Regions from separate parts of the Mus musculus genome. Here region 1 is linked to region 2. A link is a loop called in an ENCODE intact Hi-C map of the cell type or tissue named here. Cell type or tissue: heart. All regions are shown on one strand. Each heading gives the region's core, and the rest is flanking DNA. Links, peaks and the distances in the headings are about the cores only. Region 1 has its middle 17 kb from the start of Gm39101. Region 2 holds the start of Chst15 (carbohydrate sulfotransferase 15).

What was found. A loop is a pair of places that touch in the nucleus more often than their neighbours do. Peaks named below come from ENCODE experiments on the same cell type or tissue, not always from the same donor. Only the 100,000 strongest peaks of a DNase experiment are listed, where the experiment ranks them.
Region 1: it touches region 2 in a loop (2.0-fold over the local background); 4 of 42 quality-filtered maps call a loop at or near these places.

Annotation. Positions count from the first base shown.
Region 1 is chr7:132,418,370-132,427,993 of GRCm38, reverse strand. No RefSeq gene overlaps it. Among named protein-coding and RNA genes, the nearest start is that of Gm39101, 17 kb to the right of the region's middle. In heart, for the core only: CTCF peaks have their summits at 4,495 and 4,694; a DNase peak (open chromatin) is centred at 4,233; H3K27ac peaks cover 835 bases.
Region 2 is chr7:132,312,310-132,321,933 of GRCm38, reverse strand. It overlaps Chst15 (carbohydrate sulfotransferase 15), which reads left to right and starts at 4,706. Exons shown (of 8, transcript NM_029935.6): 1 at 4,706-4,887. Gm10584 (predicted gene 10584) reads right to left here and starts at 6,270. Exons shown (of 1, transcript NR_028578.1): 1 at 3,643-6,270. In heart, for the core only: CTCF peaks have their summits at 4,442 (motif pointing right), 5,170 and 6,307; DNase peaks (open chromatin) are centred at 4,723, 5,163 and 6,183; H3K4me3 peaks cover 2,707 bases; H3K27ac peaks cover 2,660 bases; H3K27me3 peaks cover 618 bases.

The sequences.
Region 1 (9,624 bases), core at 665-8,664, 110 kb before region 2:
TTTCCAAGGTTCAGGAGATAATGTGTTCTGGGTGCCCAGCCAGTGACTGGTCTCATCGCTTCCCACCCTCACTGTTAGTCTTTGTTCTATAACTGGGCCTATTCTATATGTATGTATGTATGTATGTATGTATGTATGTATGCATGCATGCATGCACACATCTATCTATCTATCTATCTATCTATCTATCTATCTATCTATCTATCTATCTATGTATGCTGTATGTATGCATGGGGCAACGGAGTGTCAGGTTGGAGCTAGAGAAGCAGAAGGAGTTTAGCGCATTAGGTCTAGGATGTAAGAAGGAGCTCAGATGGCTGAAAAAGAAAATGAGTGTATCAAGTAGTGGACCCTGAGCTGCATCCTTAGAGGAAGGGTATGGCTGAGGACACAGCCACATTTGCCATTTCCCCAGATGTCCCAGCCTTAGTGCAATACAACTTCAGTATCCAAATGGCCTCTGCAGGTAATGACAGTGCAGGCCAGGCACTGGGATAAGGTGGTGGGTTAGTTTTGATCTAGGACCCAGAAATAGTGGCTGACTGGGGCATGCTTTTCTCAAGGCAGAGGTAGGAGCTTCCCAAGGGGTGAGTAGAAACAAGACTTGACTTTTAAGACCTATACTGAGAGCTAGGACCCTCAACCTCACCCCCACCCATGCTTCTGCCTAAATCCCATTGACCAGAGCAAGTCATGTACAGTGCCCTGAATGAATGTGGGACAGAGCAGGAGTGGATAAGTGGTGATCCATCCAGTCAACTGCCACGTTTAAGTACTTCTCTCTTTCTTTTAAAAATGTATTATATTTATTACACACACACACACACACACACACACACACACACACACAGTAGCTGTCTTCAGACACACCAGAAGAGGGCGTCAGATCCTACTACAGATGGTTGTAAGCCACCATGTGGTTGCTGGGATTTGAACTCAGGACCTCTGGAAGAGCAGTCAGTGCTCTTCATCACTGAGCCATCTCTCCAGACCCTGAGTACAAGGTTTGCAGCCTTGGTAACATCCTCCAGTATATTTAGCAAGTTCTCTAAAACAGCCGGTACAAGCCCAGCACTGGGTCAAACAGGGAGTCTTGCTGGGCAAGTGGGTCCTCTTTCTCCTCCTCCTCCTTTAATTAAAATAAAAATGACATTCATGTATTATTTGTTCTCTTTCTCTCTGTCTTCTGTCATGGGTACACCCCATGGTGGATGTACACAGAGGTCAGAAGACAACCTGAAGGAGTGGCTTCCCTTCCTCCGCCATGTGAAGCCTGGGAACGGATCACAGGTCATCAGACTTGGCAGCAAGTGCTTCTAACCATTGATCCATCCCATCTGTCAGAAATATGTCATTCTGAAGATGGCCCTCTGGTCCACCGTGAAGCATAAGATAGCAAAAACTATTACTAGGCCAATGGGTTTCCTCCTGTGGTAAGTTTAGCCTTGTTACGGCTTGTATCAGTCATGGGGGTGTACGCTAAGGTGACAGACTCTTAATTCCACAAGCTATTATTGTAAAGGCTGACAGGAACCTGAAGTGACCCAGTCCCACCTCTTCCTCTGTGGGGCTACTTGTGGTTCATGGCATCGATCTCATTAGGATCGATGGGCTCTGCATGGAGCTCCTGCATGCCTGGCCTGTGGATTCCTGGGTGAACTTCGGGCAGCCTGCTGTGCCTGCCACTCCTTGAAATGACCTTGGAGAGTGATGTCTCTGGGCCTCTAAGCAGGACATTTATATTCATGAGGAAGCTGGCTATCGCAGCCCTTTGGGCTATAAAAAGGTCCTTGCACGAGGCTAATGTGACTCAGAAATCAATACCCTGGGAGGGCTAAGTGTGAGAGACCAAGGTGCTGTTTATTTCAAGTCTGCCTCCAAAATTAGATAAATTAATGTAATGAATTTTCTCAGTTCATTTCCATACACCACTAATTTGATTTTAGGGGGGAAATGCTAAAAAAGACAGTAGGGTGGAGGTGCAGGGTCTCACCCCATTTTCTAATGTGGGGCCTGTAGCTGTGGGTGCTGCGCTTTTCAGAACCAATTAAATGTCTTCTGTACACAGATGAGCCGATAGCCCAAGAAAGAGTACAAGTGACATGTGAATTCTGGGGACACGCTGTGCTTCTAGTGGCATCTGACCCTTAGGCAGTCTGTCCTCTTCAAATAAGCAACACATGTGTGAGGCTGAAGTCCAGGGACTGTCCACAGCTCGTAGGGACATCAGGAGGAGGCCGTGCTCAGGCAGGAAGTTGCTCTGGGGGACACATTTTCTGCTCCCTGTCTTGAGGGGCATACATTTAGTTTCTGGATGAGCCAACTACAGAGTCTGGGGGTGGCGACAGAGAAGGGACCAGCTGCCATCTATCTTCATGCTGCGTTAGATCCATGTGAGCCAGGCCACATGATGCTGAATCATTAAAATACTTCACTGCTTTGAGTGCATCACAGACAGAGACGAGGACTGAGGTGCCCCGTGCAGCGTGGAAAGAGCAGAGCTGTGACTAATTCCCTGACACTCTCTGCTGGCCAAGGTCAATGCTCAACAGCTCTCTACTTTGTGAAGAAGCCCGGAAGATAGGCCAGCAGCACTCAGTAGGACCTCATTTCTGGGGTATGGGTTGAGTTCACCACACCATGGCCAAAGGTGACTGATCTCTGGAATGATGTGTGAAGAATACTCTCGTTCAGCTGATTTAGGGAGACAGGTGGTAAGGTAAGTATGGGTGTAACATGTGCATATACATGTATGTGCATGGAATGTATATACATGAACATGCATGTGTTGGTGGAGGACTTAAAGCATTGGAAACAAAGGTGAATTAGTAGGTAGAAGAAATAAAAGAAAAGAAAAAAGAAAGAACATTAAAACAAGCAAACAAACAACAACCCCCACTGGATTCCCTAATTCTCTGACCAATTGTGGTGAAATTTCATGGACATCTGTGTTCTTGAGGGCTGATGGGAAAGGTGTTCTCTCCAGACCCTCCCAAGTCCTCCCAGACACCCAGAACATCTTCCCACCTGTATATCTAACGTGATATTGACAACTTGAATGACACCCCTTCAGATATAGTATCCAGCCTGAGTATCTATACCAGGCTGACCTGAAACCTGAGTCCAGGCACAGATAACAGGCCCCCTGGCTCTGAATCTTGACTCTGCTTTTTAGCTTAGAACGGTGTTTCCCTTAAATCTGCAACACACATTAGTTGTTGCGAAGCTCTATTAACATGTAACCCTGTTGCTGGGTTTCTAAGAGAAGTGTCAGGCATGGCTTGCCTGTCAGGATGAGTGTAGGGGAATCTTAACATTGATGCAAGGTGAGGATCAATCAGGGAGTCCAGCAATAGAGAGGTGATACCTTTGAGGCCTTTCTAGTGGTGTTCCAGGGGAGTCGCCCAAATGCTCATCAATGCCTCCTGAAGGTACCCTGACTCTTAGAAGACTTTTTCTTGGACCCACACAGAGGAGACCTACTAATCTTTGCTTTTCTGGGCACCCTGAACTTGGGCTTAGGTCTCTGACCTGAGCTGTGAGTGGTTGAAGTCTCTGGGCCTGCAACCCAGGTAGGTTGTTGGAAGGACATACTGCTATGCTGGTGACCCTGCACATCTTGTACACACACACACACACACACACACACACACACACAGACACACACACACACACACACACACACACATACACACACAGCTGGCCTAGTACTCACTCTGTAGACCAGACTAGCTGCAATGATCCTCTTGCCTTTGCCTCTCAAGTGCTAGGATTGAAAGCATGAACCACCTTCCCAATGGTGTATCATAGACACTCAGCCATAGAGTATTCCTTACACTGAGCTCTGGAGAGGTGAGCCCCGCTTCCCCGAATCCTGTTTGTTTGTTCTGGGGTTTTTTGAGACGAGGTCTCCTAAGCCTAGGCTGACCATAGGTCTTGATTGATCTGCCTCCATTTCCTGGGTGCTGGCATTAGAGGTGTGAACCTCCACATCAGGCTCTTGTGTCTCTGATGTCCCCCACATCCTCTGATAGAGGCAAGGGCTGAGTGACACTGATGGACTCAGGGATGGAGGAGGGGTTGGAGTTGCTGCTCACTGCTTGGCCTGGCTATCCCTCCCAGGAACAGAAACTTTGAGGGAATGGACAGACAGAAGTAACCACACCAATTGCCCAATCGGATGTGTGTCAGCTCCGGAAACCGCACCACTGAGGGGACTATGTGGCTGAAATTCCTGAAGGAAACCAGAGATTGTTTGACAAAAATACCCCTTCAAAAATAGCAGCTGTTTTTGTTTATCTTCTTAAAGGCTGAGGAGCAAGCTTCCTGGGTTGGCAAGACAAGTCTCTGAGTAGCGTAGAGGGGAGAGCTGGGAAGGCCCAGGGTCATTTCATCTTCCGTAGTACTCCTGGAAGTCTGGGTGTGGTTGCTGGTTTTCCACTGTCAGCTTGTAACTTAACAATGACACTTAAAAAGAATTCCTTTTCTATTCATTCAGGGACTCTGACCTGGAAACACAAAAGAAAAACAAGTCTTTAAAACTTTTTAAATTACATTTTTAGGGAACTAGGGTCATGGGACAATGGTTTGGAACACTTGCCATTCCTGCAGAGGACCTGGGTTCAGTTCCCAGTACCCACATGGCAACCTTCTATAATTTCAGGTCCAGGGAATGTGGCACCTTCTTCAGGCCTCTGGAGGCACTGCATATACCTGATGTGCATACATACACATGGGCAGTACATTTTTATATATCTAGCCTGTGCATGGGAACGGAGATCTTTTGGAAGAGCTGGCCCTTTCCTTCTGCTCCATGGGTCTCAGGGACTGAACTCATGTCATGCCCACGAGGTTTTTCTTCCTTCCTTCCTTCCTTCCTTCCTTCCTTCCTTCCTTCCTTCCTTCCTTCCTTCCTTCCTTCCTTCCTTCCTTCCCTCTCTCTCTCTCTCTCTCTCTCTCTCTCTCTCTCTCTCTCTCTCTCTTTCTCTCTCTCTCTCTCCTCTCTCTCTTTCTTTTAATAGAGAGATTTTCTTGGCCAAAGATGACTCACCTTGCTTGCCACTGGATTTGAAAGTGAGAATTTACTGGAATGGGTGTTGCTGTTGCTGACTCTGAGGGCTCTGCAAGAGAGACTGTTAGTGTTTCCAGCCTTGGACTTGTCTACCCTCACCCGTGTCTCTTCTTTCTTTACCTTCCCCATCTTCCACTCTGTCCCCTCTTTCTGAAGGTGATAAGCAGAGAAAACAAACCCAAACTGCAAACAGTGAGTGTGCACTGTGGTTCCATTGCTTTCCAGCTGTGGAATCGTCGTTAAGGAACAGACACCTTGTGTCCTCGGTCTTCATGCATAAAAGGCAGTAGCGAGTCCTGACCTTGCTTGGGAGACATTAAACACGGCTGGGGAAGGAATTTTCAGCTCAGGTCTGCCCTGTGAGGTTGTGATGGAGACCCTGTGGTGGAGACTGTGGGTGACCTCTATGTGTCAGACAAACCCAGCCCCAGGTGGCTTAGCTGCAGGCGATGCTGCGGGTGCTGTATTGGCCTCATATCATAGTAGGAATTGTAGCCCAGAGCATTGGGAATATGCTGAGGCCCACCCAGGCATCAGGACCTGGTACATCCTGCCTTGGCTGGCACCTTGTTCCATCTGCTCTTGGCCTTCTTGTTTTGAGCCTCCTTCAGCACCACGTGGGACACAGGCTCCAGTTAAAGGTAGAGTCCTTGGTGCTGGTGGTTTTTTCTGTTTTCTTTTTTTTGTATTCTGTCTTGCACCACATTTTTTTTGTTGTTGTTTGTTTTTGTTTTTTGTGGTTAGAAAGACAAAAATAATAAATGGCATTTGGAAAGAAAAGTAGCTTTTGGTTGGCTTTTTCCTTGCTGGTCTTACTTGGCATTGTGATGGACATGGAGCCCCCTCCCCACAAGAATGCCCTGGGGGCCATCGGTGGGAATAACATATCCTAGTGTGGCCTCAGCAGGAGCACACTGGGGGGGGGGTAACCTGGTCTGCCCATACCAGCCTTACCACGCTCTGCCCCAGGTGTTTTGTGAGTCACCCCCTCTTCCTCTTAGGGCACCATTCCACCCCACTGCAGCTTCTATACCTCCTGCCTCCTCCCTTGGTCATCAACTGCCACATTTTGACCCAGCTCCTTTGCTTCTGTGGACACTGTAACCCCAAAGACACTCTGATTGGAAGCATTTTAATCAGCGTTATCTAACAGGCTCGATTTCCATCTAGAGAGCACCGGAATTCCAGTGGGAGCCCTATTAAGCTGGCCTGATCCCAGTGTCAATTTTTCCGTACGGCACAGTAAACCATCTCCGATATTTCCATTTTGCTCAAAATCTTATCATGGAGACCAATTCTTTTGCATTTAGGATCTTATGGCGGAGCTTGGCAGCATAACTCGGCTTTTTCCGCTATCGGGCTGTCCTAATCATAGCTCCTGCCATCTTGAGCTGCCCCAGCTTTCCACCAGCAATGTTTTTCCAGGTTATGTGTGTGCTGCTTTTTAGAGGATCCAGGGAGGGAGACTGAAACCCAGAAAGGGACCCAGGGGCCTCGATGCAGAAGTAGCTGTACCCTGGAAGTTACTAGAGGAGGGCAAATATCAGAGTGCCAACTTGGCTACCGGATCATCAAAATGGCACAGTCTAAGTGAAAAACTGTCTCCTCCGTTAGTGCCAAATGGAGGCTTGTCCTAGAACAATGAAGGGCATGTGTGGCCACCAGGGAAGGGACAAGGAATGGAAGGTGAGACTGGGGTTATCTGTTACCATCCTCCTGTTGAACAAACCGATCTTGTCCCAGTAGGGATAGTACCAGTAGCAGCAGCAGCAGCAGCAGTAGTAGTAGTAGTATGTGTGTGTGTGTGTGTGTGTGTGTGTGTGTGTGTGTGTGTGTGTGTGTATGTGTGTGTGTGTGAAGGACCAGAGGAAAACTAAGGACCAACAGGCCCAGAGACATTCATAATTTGGACCCTGGATCCAGCAGTACCTGAGATAATCACTTCAGATTGCCCTGTCAAAACAACTAATTGAGTTTCCCACTCTTAGATAATGGATTTCTGATAGATGCTGTCATTTGTAACCAAACACATTCTCCTACATACTTCATCTCTGTGTCCCCGGGGCTATAACACATGGCCATCTCATGTGTTGATGTCCCCAAATGTCTGCTTTTCTCTTCCCTGATCCTCATTCTCTCCAGGGCTAACCCACCAGGAGTCCATTTCCTGTCCCTTCCACAGGTGTCTGGTGAGTGTCCAATGTATTGGAAATGGGTAGGGAGGGTGGTGGACAAGACAAACTTCTTGAGTGTCATTGTCCCCAGTTTTCCCATCTGGAGAATAGGTTCATCACATGTGTAGAGTCCGGCATGTACCTTCTGTGTCAACTCAGGTATCAAGCTGGAAACAGTGGACTGGCTCCCTAGCAGACTCTACTAGTTTGGTGAATAGCTCCTGGCACTCCAGAGCCCACAAACTGCTGTGAGGTCTAGAGCTTCTGCACCATGTTCTGGGTCACCAGCAGGAAGCCAACCTCCGGGTGATGTGTGACTGAAGTGTGCGTCGGCATCAGGGACTGAGGAGCTATGACAAGAGGTCTTCGGCCTCCTGTATTCAAAGACTGAAGGTTGTATTTGGAACACTGAGAAACGCTTCCTGCTGCTTTAAACAGAGAGAATAAGACTTGTCCTGGCTGCCAGGGTCCTAAACAATGTACTTTCTTGTGGGTGGAAGAGAGTAGCAGCTATCCATCTGAGGTAAGAATCTGCCACAATTAACTCACCTGTTAACTGGTCCACGCTCCTTACCTGAATCACACTGGACCTCTCCTGTCCTGTCCTGTTCTCACACAGCACAGTTGGAATGCTGCACAGGAAATGGGCCATCTTCCCACGTAATACATGTGTCAGGTTGCAGAGAACATACTCCGGAGGCGATAAACTTGCATAATGCACATGGATTTCCCAAGTTGCTATTGAATGTACTGCTGTGGAGTAGGGTAGGTGTGGGGGCGGGGGGAGGGTGGTGGCTAAGGAGCCTGTACACAGTTTCCTGGGGGGGGGGGGTTGGGGAGGGATTGTCTTAATCTTTTGAGTCCTGAGCAGAAGAGTCCTTAGGACTGTGGAGAGCTGGGCTGTGAGAGTCAGAAGTCCTTGAGCTTGGCTCGCAGTGCTTGTGAAGAGCAGAAGACTCGGTTGAGAAGATGTTGTCTGAGGAGCTGCTGTGCTGTTTGTCAACTGGGTGACCTTGGACAACTCACTGAACCCTCTGAGCGCCAGGCTTTAACTTTCTGCCCTTGTTAGCATCAAGGATGCCCCCTGTTTTCTTTCCATTCTGAAGTTAGTTGGGTCAATATTGCAAAAATCTCACCTCCCTCTGGGCCACTAGCACGCTTAAACATTGCCAGATCTATATCAAGTACTGTTGAATGCTGTTGAAGTGTTCTGTTTTCAGCTCTCGTGAAGTCCACATGAAAACATTTGTTTTATATGAATGACTAGAACTGTCAAGAAGAGGCCAGCCTACAGGTCTTCTCCTTATATTTGACAGCTTTGGATAAGGAACTGTGGGAGAAAACACCCTTTGTTGGCTGCTGGCCTGACTGTCCTCCTGCAGGCCCAGCTATTTTAGATACTGTTTAATCAATTCTTAGGCTACTTCAGTAACTGCAGACATGTTCCAGTCACGGCCACTCCTGCAAGACAAGCCTCCGTGATCTCTGGATGACCTTGTTGGTCCTCAGTTCTTCTCACTCAGGCCACTGGGGAGCACCTGCCATGCTGAATCAGCAGAAGGGTGTGCTGCCTACAACCAGAACCTTTCACTGACTCCCAGCTGGCCTTTTTATTGACAACTTTGGATTTTTATTGTAAGTAGAGGAGGTGGAACTGGTCACATGAAGGGGAGACCTCAGTGCTGCAATGATGGCAATGGTGGCAGTGGGGACAGTCATGAGAGTGACAGCGGCAACAGCAATCGGAAGAGGACACTGAGGAGTTCTAGAGAGAGGCTGAGATGTCAAAGGGCCGCAGAAAAATAGAGAAGGCCAGGAAGAGTTGAAGGTGGGAGACTGTGGTCCCTGATTGCTGGAATAGTTCCAGGGAGCTACCAGACCTTAAGTCAAGGGTCCCAACACCAATGTCCAGGAGCTACAACCCTAAGGTCCAGGGTCCCAAGATCTGAGGCTAAAAGCTGTTGGTTTTTTTTGTTTTGTTTTTTGTTTTGAAACAGGGTTTCTTTGTGTAGCCCTGGTTTTCCTGGAACTCATTCTGTAGACCAGGCTGGCCTTGAATTCAGAGATCTGCTTGCCTTTGCCTCCTGAGTGCTGGGATTAAAGGCACATGCCATCACCATTAAAGGAGACAATAGCCATTTTTAAGAGCCATGGGTCTTAACACTGCAAAAGAGGAACAATCACATTAGCTGGTGCTGACTGCTGCTAAGAGCTAAAGGATTATAATTTAGCAGCAGGCGCTATACCCACGGAGACATCTCTCCAGTCCCCAAACTATTTATATTTTGTATGTTTGTTTTGTTTGTGGTTTTGTTTTGTGTTTTGTGTTGATGCATGTGTAGTGTCTGTGTATGGGGTGGGGTATGTGCATGTATAGTG
Region 2 (9,624 bases), core at 890-8,889:
CCTGGCTGTAAACTTGATCTTATTGGCAAACTGTCTATTATGCAGCTAAAAACATCTAGTTAATAGGCACTGTCCTTCAACAACCAGTAGCAACCAGAGTCCTGGGTGGTGATAACAGTGACATTACATCTCTTTTATCACCCTTGGGTTCTTTATGCTGCCAATTATCTGGCACGTGCTCTCCCCTGGCTTCCCAGACCATGCTCTCAGCCTCATTTGGCTTTCCTGGGGCTCTGTTTGTACTTGTAGCATCCTCAAGTTCCACTGGTGGGGAGAGGATCTGATTTTTAGGAAGCAAGAGTAATCACTGGAGGCAAAGGCTGGCAGACAATCAAGCAGGTGACTCCAATAGAGCCATTTGCCAAGCACCTAGAGGGTGTGTCTGCGGCACCAGATTCTGAGCTCTGGGCTGGGAATGCAGTAACAGGAGAGACTAAAAGAGCCTGAGATCTCAACAATCTGTTTTTTGTTGTTGTTTGTTTTTGAATCAGTAAACTGCCCTCCCCTCCACCCCATAGAACAGACAGCTTTCATGCAAGTATGAATGTTTGGTGAAGACGAGCTCTGGCCTTTCTTCCCTGAATGTTCAATTCCAAGTCAAGTCTGCTGCTTTAGGGAACCTCTTACTATCTTAAATCCTGTAGAAGGCTTGGATCGAGTGTAGGAAATTTTCACAAGAACCCAAATTTCACGTCGATTTGTGATGGATTAGCATACCGAAATTGGTTTAAAGTGCGCTTAATGGATGCATTCCTGCGGGAGGGATCCGCCCAACCAGAGGATTTCTAAATTTATAAAATTGAAATGCACTTCGGGTTACTGAGAAGTCTAAATTTGTCAAAGTCACAGGGTGGGAGGCAGGTCGTTGCAGCAATCTGAAGCCAGGGCTGCCAAATCCAAGAGCCCAGGCCATGATATCTAGGGTCCCTGGGCCACGCCCTTTTCAGGCAGAGGCAGGATCTGGGCCTTGTGTTTACTAAGCCTTGGCATGAGTGAGGTACGTCATTGGCATCAGTATACGTTTATGGTACAGGGAATGACTTTAAGTCTGCTTCTGCATGCATGATTTCTGAGCCTCAGTCTTCCAGCCGGAAGAGTGGGCATGAGCAGTGTTGATGGTTGGAAAGGATTAGGGATGCAGAATGAGAAAGTACTGCTTGTCTCATGAGGCCTTTGAAGATCTGTTAGGACCTTCCTTATCTCAACGACTCCCTCTTCATCCTATTGTGTGGCACACAGTAGGTGCTCAGGGGATGTTTACAGATGAAATGGATGTGATTGTAAGGGCTGTGGTGGGGGTCCTTGTTACAATGCTCTGAGGTCCCTGTGCTGCCCCTTAGAAAGTCTCTATTCAAGTTATAACTGTCACTCATTTAATTCATTATCAATTATGTGGCAACTATATGCAAAACTTTCAATAATGATATTTATTAATAATACCTAATATGTTGATTCCTGTTGCCTGATAATTGCATTTATCATTTTTTCTATTTTTAGATTTATTTTTATTTTTTATATGTATGGATATTTTGCCTTTGTGTATGTCCATACATGGTGTGAATGTTGTGCCAGAAGAGGACACGGGGATGCCTTGGAATTGTTGTTACAGATAGCTGTGAGCCATTATCTGGGTGCTGAGAACCAAATCCAGGTCCTCTGTAAGAACAGCCAGCACTCTTAACTGCTGAGTTATCTCTCCCATCTCCATGCTCAGCGTGTTTCCAATGTTTGCCACTGCTGTGATGCAGCAGTCAGCTCCTGCCAAAATAATGCTGTGCAACAAAACAGCTTACATCAAATTAGCATTTCCCCCTACCGTGTGTGTGTGTGTGTGTGTGTGTGTGTGTGTGTGTGTGTGTGTGTGTGGTGTGTGGTGTGTGGTGTGTGTGAGTCATCTGGAGCTGGGGTGACTTGGCTCCAGGGTGCAAGCTGAACTCAGGTCTGCTTCATGGGTGTTCATTCTGGAGCCTTGCTGGAAGAGAAAGCTCCTTTTTAAGATATGCTTTCTAGAAGGTGGGCCACTAAAATACAACAGAGCAAGCCAGAAGTTGGAAGAGCAACCTCTGACTCAGTTGTTCTTCAATATCAAAATTGTCAAACAAAACAAAACAACCAAATTACAAAAAAAGAAAAAAAGAAAAAAACAAAAACAAAAACAAAAAACCACCACCACCACAACAAAAAAACAACCCAAAAACCAAGTGGAAAGTCGAGTCGTGGAGAGGTGTAGCCTGTACACCATGGGGTGGTGGCTGGGGAGCTGTATGTCATTGTTAGCATTTGGAAGTGTGTCTGCTAAGTGTGCATAGAGTAAAATGTAATCCGAATTGTGATATTAAAGAGTAGAAATTTCACTCAACTATAGGTGAGGCCTCTGCTCTGTAATCAGAATCAAAAAAGGTCATAAGTGTGGGACGTACTGTGATCAGATACCTGTGGCTTTATAAGAGAGAGACCAGAACACACAGAGACATGTGCTCCCCCCACCCCCACCCCCTGGCTGTGTGATGGACTGAGCCACCTTGGGAGTCTGTCAGATAGACTCTTGAGCCTCCAGGAACATGAAGTAAGCAAACCCCTTTTCTTTATAGTGCTTCCCAGCTTCAGGTATTTTGTTATAGTGACACAAAATGTACTTGTGTAACCACTGTGGAAGACTGAGGAGCTAGGAGCAATAACTCAATGGCATGAGCTGCTCAGCAGTGCTCAGTAGGTGGTGGAGATAGAATCTGAACCTAGGCAACCTGGGATGAGTGTCTGGGGAGGGCATGGGTGTGCTTATTGTCTTAAGCTTTCTGTATTTGTTTCTCTCTGTTTCAGGCGTTTTGTTTGTTTGTTTGTTTGTGTGTGTGTAGTCTTGGCTGTCCTGGAACTCACTTTGTAGATCAGGCTCCACTCACAGAGATCCACTTGCCTCTGCCTCCAAAGTGCTGGAATTAACGGTGTGGACCCTATTGCACACCCCCCCCCCCCGTCCACTTTTGTCTCTTACGTAGGAATTGCTGAAGGCCTGAGCTCCAGCTGTCTTCACAGACCTACCCATCCATTCTTCTCTCCCTGTCTTCATTCACACGAGGCAACTGGGTGTTGTCAGAGCTTTTTGGAATAACAGGCTAATTTTTTGAAGTTAATGTTGAGGGGGGAAAATTAAAAAAAAAAAAAAAAACCCTTCTTCAGGTAAGCTCAGGAACATATATAATACCTTGGAAAGTCCTGGTGGAACTCATATCAAAGTGGCCCAGGGATTTTACTTAAAAACAATTTGTTCCCATGTCAGCTGTGATTTCTGACACCTGAATTTGAAAGTCATCTGGGTGGGCCCAGCGCTATCCCCATAATGGGGCATGTATTGGAAAGTCCCCATACGTGTGGCCCAGGGATCATGTTCCACACACTCTTACAGGAAGGGATTTCCTCCTTGCTGTTTCCAAAGAACCTTCACTGTGTTTGCTTAAACCGGCCGCATGCCCTGGTCTGACAGCTGCCTGGCCCAGGACTTTGCTTGTAGGCGCCTGCACAACCCACCCTCTTAAACAGCAACCTGCACTGTGTCCCAGTGCAATTACTCGAATATATAAACCTTACTGAAAGGCAGTCTTTTCTCCGGAGCTAATAAATAAACCCCAAAGCCACAACGTGTGTAAGACCATGAAAAATGGCATCATTATCTATTGGGAATTGTGAACTCTGCAAAAACCAGCTCATTGTATTTTTAGAAAAAAAAAGGTTTTTGTTTAAAAAAAATAATAAAGACCTCCAAATCACTAAGCCAAGTCTACATGGGGGGAAAAGCAATCCAGTCTACCGACTGGGAGGGCAGTCTCACTGCTTCATTAATCTTTCTTTGCAGATTTTTATATAAGAGGCAGTATTTGTTGGGAAGCTAGACAGTGGTTTTTAAGAACTCCCCTGTCATCCAGGGTTCCTATCTGCAGTCGTGACCCTCTGATTGTGACCTCTGACTCAGTCGCCGTGGATGCTGAACCAGAACTCTAGGACTTTGGGGGGTGAGGTGGGAACCTCAAACAAGACTGAAAGGGGCTCCCGTTCTCTAGAATCACCTTTAGCACATATGCCAGCATTTTACAGTTAGGGAGCATTTTCCCGGTTGCTTCAAGAAAGAAGATGCTGGACTCTGGCCATAGGAACGTGGGCAGACCCAAGACTGTGGCTTCTATCCTATTCCCCAGAGTCTGGGGTTTGGTGCTCCAAAGGCTGTCCCGAACAAGTCTTAAGAGTTTAAGGTGTCATATTTTATGTTAACTGATTTCATCTTCAGCCCACAGCCGATCACTGGAGCCTTTCCTTGAAGCAGTCCCAGTAGGCCACTGCGGCAGTGGTACTCGGGGTCCTGTAGAACCTTACCTCTCAGAAGAAGCAAACCTACAGGGCCCAAGAGCTAGGCAGCCTTTGTAGAATGCAAAAATACAACAGAGGGCGCCGAAACCACTCGCGTCAGTGGCCTTGAATATCAATGTATGGGCTGTCTCTAGACTGCCAAGTTCCTTAAAACTGTTTCTGGTAGCCGGGTCACTGCCACACACACCAGGTTTCGGTTTTGTCTTGTCGGAGTCACCGCAATACACAAACTGTATTTACTTGCTGGGCGAGGGGGCGGGGACCAAACCCACCGCTCAGCAGGGCGCGCACGCCTTGATCTTGCATTCCAGACTCGAGCTGATGTGTGTCAGCGCGACATGGGGCGGGGGGAGGGTTCTGTTCAGAGGTTTCATTCGCCATCTGCAAGTCACTCCCAAACTTTTCCTCCCAGCGCTCGGGGAGTCAGGTTGACGCGCCCTGGGTGCGGGGTGCTAGGCGCGGGGCTGGGCGCGCGCTCCCGCGGAGTCGGAGCTGCAGAGGCTTCCGAGATCGTCTTGGGCTTTTCAGGTACAAGTTGGGCTCTGGGTGACTGGGCAGGGGGTGGCGAGTAGCGGCGGGCGGAGGTTTGGCTCTGGGTCCCGGTGCCCCTCTGCGGGTTCGCCCAGGTTGGCGGGGAATGGGCGCTGGGAGTCCGGACCGCCAGGGCTGTGTGCAGCTTCACTCCCTGCGCGGAGGCTCCGGACGCGGAGGCGGCGGCGGCCCAGGCAGACAATGAACTTGGAGCGCGCCGAGCTCCGGCAGGTTTGGGCCCGCACCCCTCGGTCAGGCCTCCTCGCTACAGGCACGGTCCCCTGTAGGAGGCGTCCTTTTCGCTGCGCGGTCCTGGCCGTGCTCTAGGTGCCCAGCACGCCTGGGGACCCTGCGGGAAGGACTACCGGTGGCGGAGCCGGGGCTCACACGCCCCCTCCCTAGACAGAGCGAATGTGGTCCGAGCTCCAAGACAGAGGACCGGGTGCTGGCGTGGTGGCGCTGTGGACAGCTGGAGGCCGGCGGAGGACGCACGCCGCGGGGCACGCACCGGCTAGCTGTCCCGCAGAACCGCCCCAAGGAGTCAGAATTCGCGCGACCCTGGGTCGGCCAGGAACTGAGAGGGAAGGACGACTGATATAAGGCCAATGAATAGACAGATCGGCGATTTTCTGGAGCGAGCTCTCCACAGGCAGAGCTGGGGACCGGGATTCCCCTAGTCGTGTTCACTGCCCCTCCCCCGCACACTTTAGGGGAAGTTTCCAGGCGTAGCCTGGGGCAGGTACGTGGGCATCTGCCACTGTCTCTGGGTACCAATCGGAGCCGCCTCGGGAATCCGGGCTCTAGCCGCACTGCCGCTCTGGGTGGGAAGGCTCGTGTGGGTCTCGGGGAACAGCCCCAGGCGTCAGCGTCTGTGGGAGCAAGATTCCCGAGGAGACACCGTGGGGACAGGCCTGGGAGGAACCGAGGGATCAGTCTCAACTTTTTTTACTCGCCGCTTTTCCCATCGTCGCTGTACCCTAGTCCCCGAAGCGGCCTGACTAGGGAGTCTCAGCTGTGTCTCCCGCCAGCTGGGGAGCAGAGAGCAGAACGAGGCAGCTCTGAGCTAAGCCGTGGGGGCGGCGGTGGCGGGTGGTGATGGTGGAAGCCGAGAAGGCAGGGGCCCGGACGCGAGGAGCGACGCTGAGGATGTTGATAGCGTGCTAGTCCGTGGGGCTGTGTGCTCCAATGGAGTGGAAGCGGGCGTTGTGTCTGGTAGCGGGTCTTGGCGCACTTGCCCATGTGGAGCCCGGGGGATCCTGGATGGCGGCAGGGCGAGGGGAGCCAGACTGTGCAGGGAATGAATGGAGAGCAGGGGAAGCGCCTTCTTTCTCCTTCTGGCGAATCGATTGGCCGGCTTGCGCTCATTTGTGTTCACGTTTAGGACTCCGAGGTCCCGCGCACCCTCGTTTTGACTGCCCCACCGTGGTCGAGTGTCCACGTTGCCTGCCTGCCTGCCTGTCTGGATCCGCTAGAGCGAGCAACCCAATGCTAGGGCTGGTTTGCTTACTGCTAGGCTACTGGTGGCTGGACGTGGGCACCTCTAGTAAGCGCGCTTTGTCCGGGTTGGAACCTGGGGGTGGGAGTGGGGGTGGGGCACCTTGTCCTAAGTCTTCTAATAGATCTGCTGGACTCTCACTGTGGCGAGTAAGTTAATGGCATGGAGTTTCCAGGAATGAAGTTCAGGAAAGCCTTGTGACAGCCTGTGGCCAGCGACTCTGAGCTGGTTACTCTTTTATCAACTGCTACTTCGTTCGGGCCGGTGGGGTGCCTCTGTAAGTGAGGACTGGGTCTTCAGAACATCCACTTTCTGCAATTCCTGACTGGACGGTGTGGATCACTTCCTGGGTTAGGGTGAGCATCCCAAAAGTTCATCTGAGAACATCTGTAGTCCCCTCTACTCAAGGTGAGGCAGAGGAAACCGGGAGGTACAGAAGCTCTCCCAAAGTCTCCCTTGGAACTCCCCTGCTCTCCAACTGATCTTTCCTGTCAGCTGTCTCATTGCAAAATCAAGACTCCCTTCTGCAGAATATGACATTGACTGGTTTTGCAAAGTTGATCTGTTGACTGATCCACAAACACACACATATGGTTTTGTTCAAAGTAGCTTGGGAATAAAAAATGGTTTATAATTGGGTTGGTTTTGACCAATAAGTTTGCTTCCCCCCCGCTCCCCCCAAACTAAAGAAAAACTGAGGATAATTTTCCTTTTTTCTTTTTGTCATCTCAAGAGATGGAGTTTGGAGGGGAAGTGGCTTGCTATTGTTGTTTCTCTACTAGGGCAGAGGTGAACAGGAAGTGAAGCTCTGGGTCCAGGCTTCCTCCCAAGGTCTTGCTCCCAGGTAGCTATCTCAGGGTCTCCTGAGGGAAACAGCACCGAGGAGACTGGTTATCATTTGCTTTTTGATGCATGCAGAACCTGGATCACTGTCCTAGCCAAAGATCCAGTGTTGTTACCTGCCATTCTTCCATCTTCATCCTTTCCTCCCTGTGTCTGAAGAGGGGCCTGGCTTTCCACATTTCCGAGAGATTAATCCTTGCATCAGGAGGAAGCTACACTTGATGGAAAGGTTGGGACCAGAGCCAAAGGGACTCTGCTTATTCAGACCTTGAGAAGGAGCTGGGGAGTAATCTCAGATTAACAAGTTGGGCCCTGGGAGCTGGGGAGCTTTGAACCTGGAGATAGCAAGTTGGAGATGTGTGTGTGTGTGTGTGTGTGTGTGTGTGTGTGTGTGTGTGTGTGTGCTGGGAAGAGGAGGGAAACACCTTTAGCAGGTGAGCAACACAAAGGAAAACCTCTGTTCAACTCTAGCCAGTTGTTCACGGCTCTTGTAATCTCAACACAGTTCTTAACCCTAGATATGGAAGCGTGGGCTGGAATCTCAGGATGATGGAGGTGGGGTGGTGGTGGTGGTGGTGGTGGTGGTGAATGCTCTTCCCCAGTTCAAAGCTCCACGTCTGGCCCCTTGCTGCTACTTAAAGAAGACCCACACTGGTACAGATAAGGACTAATGTGCTACTTGTGCTACTTCTCATGCCTGGGCCTATTGGGCTTGCCTAGGTCCCCCCACATGCTGTGTGTCATGTGTCCATAGCTAACCCATGCACCACCTTAATGGACAGTGAGACTTGACATAAAACTTTTTGTATACCAAATAGATTCCACCCTTGAGCCTAAGGATGGATACCTTGGGGATAGGACAGACAAAGCGCTTGCCCTCTTTTAAGAGGGACAGACAGACATACCTGTGTCGGACAGACAAATGATCCTTAAGTTGCAGGCCTGGGAGCAAGAGTGAGGCAAAGCACGTGCAAGAGGGGGGTTGGCTGAGGGGGTGGAGAGGAGCCTGGGCTGCAGCTCTTTATGGCCACTATGCTGGCTTGGGTCTCTTACAAAGTCCCAGATAAAGACAGCCCTTGGAGTTGGCAGCTGTCACTTTGCGCCTGTTCCTCCTCCTGGAGCTTCAGCTGGCCCCTATTTGTAGAGACATTGTTTGAAGACCATTTGTGTGAGAGAGGAGATGTTTTTCAAGAGTTGTAGCTGGTGTGGGGGTGTCAGTCATCTGAGCAGTCACTCAGGAGATGTGTCCTCAGTGGTGTGGGGTTTAGAAGCGACTGTTGACTCAATGGGAATAAACAACCTTCGTCTCTTTCTGGGCTGTAAGGGGGCTCAGGTACTGTAGATATTGAGTTACTTCGAAGGGCAGTTTGGTCCTCCAGCTGGGAATAAAGAGATCATGTTTGTTCTTAGCTTGTTGACTGTACAGACAGGGTGTTTCAACTTACACAGTCCTCAAGTATTGGGGTCTAGCATGGTCCCTGAGACTGCTTCTCCTCTGAAACACTAGGACCTAATGATACACATGAAGATCTGGCTCTCTACATCCCGAGGTGAACATGGAGGTGGCGGGTGCATGCTTAGCTTATCCAGCCTAATATCTAGGAAGAAAAGGGCTTGTGCCGATGTGGGCCAATAGGGACTGTTTTTCTAAAATACGAGAACTGAGCAGCAAGGCTGTTTTTGATAATAGCTGTCATTAGCTGCGTCCCTATACATTCACAGCTAGCCCTGCGCTAGGCAAGTCCCACAGATGTTTCTATCCTTTTGCCTCTTTCAGTGGTCCGGGGAAGGGCAATGGAACCCCCACCATGATTTTGGTTATTTATATGTGCAAGGAAGGATGACGGAACTGGAGTGGGGACAGGCCTGGACCTAGAAGGAGAAGGCTGTGCAGATCATAAGTGGTTGTGTATGTGTGTGTCTGTCTGTCTCAGGGTTGACAAGTGGGAAGCAATTTCTGTCCTTTACAGAATTTGCTAGGATGCCAGGGAAAGGGGAGCCTCCTCTCTGTCATATGCAGTAGCTCTGTACAGTATTTATGCGTTCCCTTTAGGTGTGGCCCCGGGCCAGGTGCACGGGGGCAGAGAGTCAGCTCTCAGCACGCCGTCCCTGCTCAGCGATGAGATTAGTGGGCGAGGCAGAACTTGTGCAAGTCAGAATTACATAATGCTGCTGACAGCCGTCTTTGAGGGGCCTTGGGAAAGTACAGTGGGAGACTGGTGAGTAGCTTGGAGGTTGGAGCTTTGGGGATGATGTCACCCAGGTGTCCTATAAAAGAGCAAAGCCCCTTCCAGGTGCCAGGAACAATGCCTGGCAATGCATTCAGGAAGCACTGGGTTTTTGTGGTATTTTTTTATTTTTATTTTATTTTTTTGGTTATAGAACTCATGACTGAA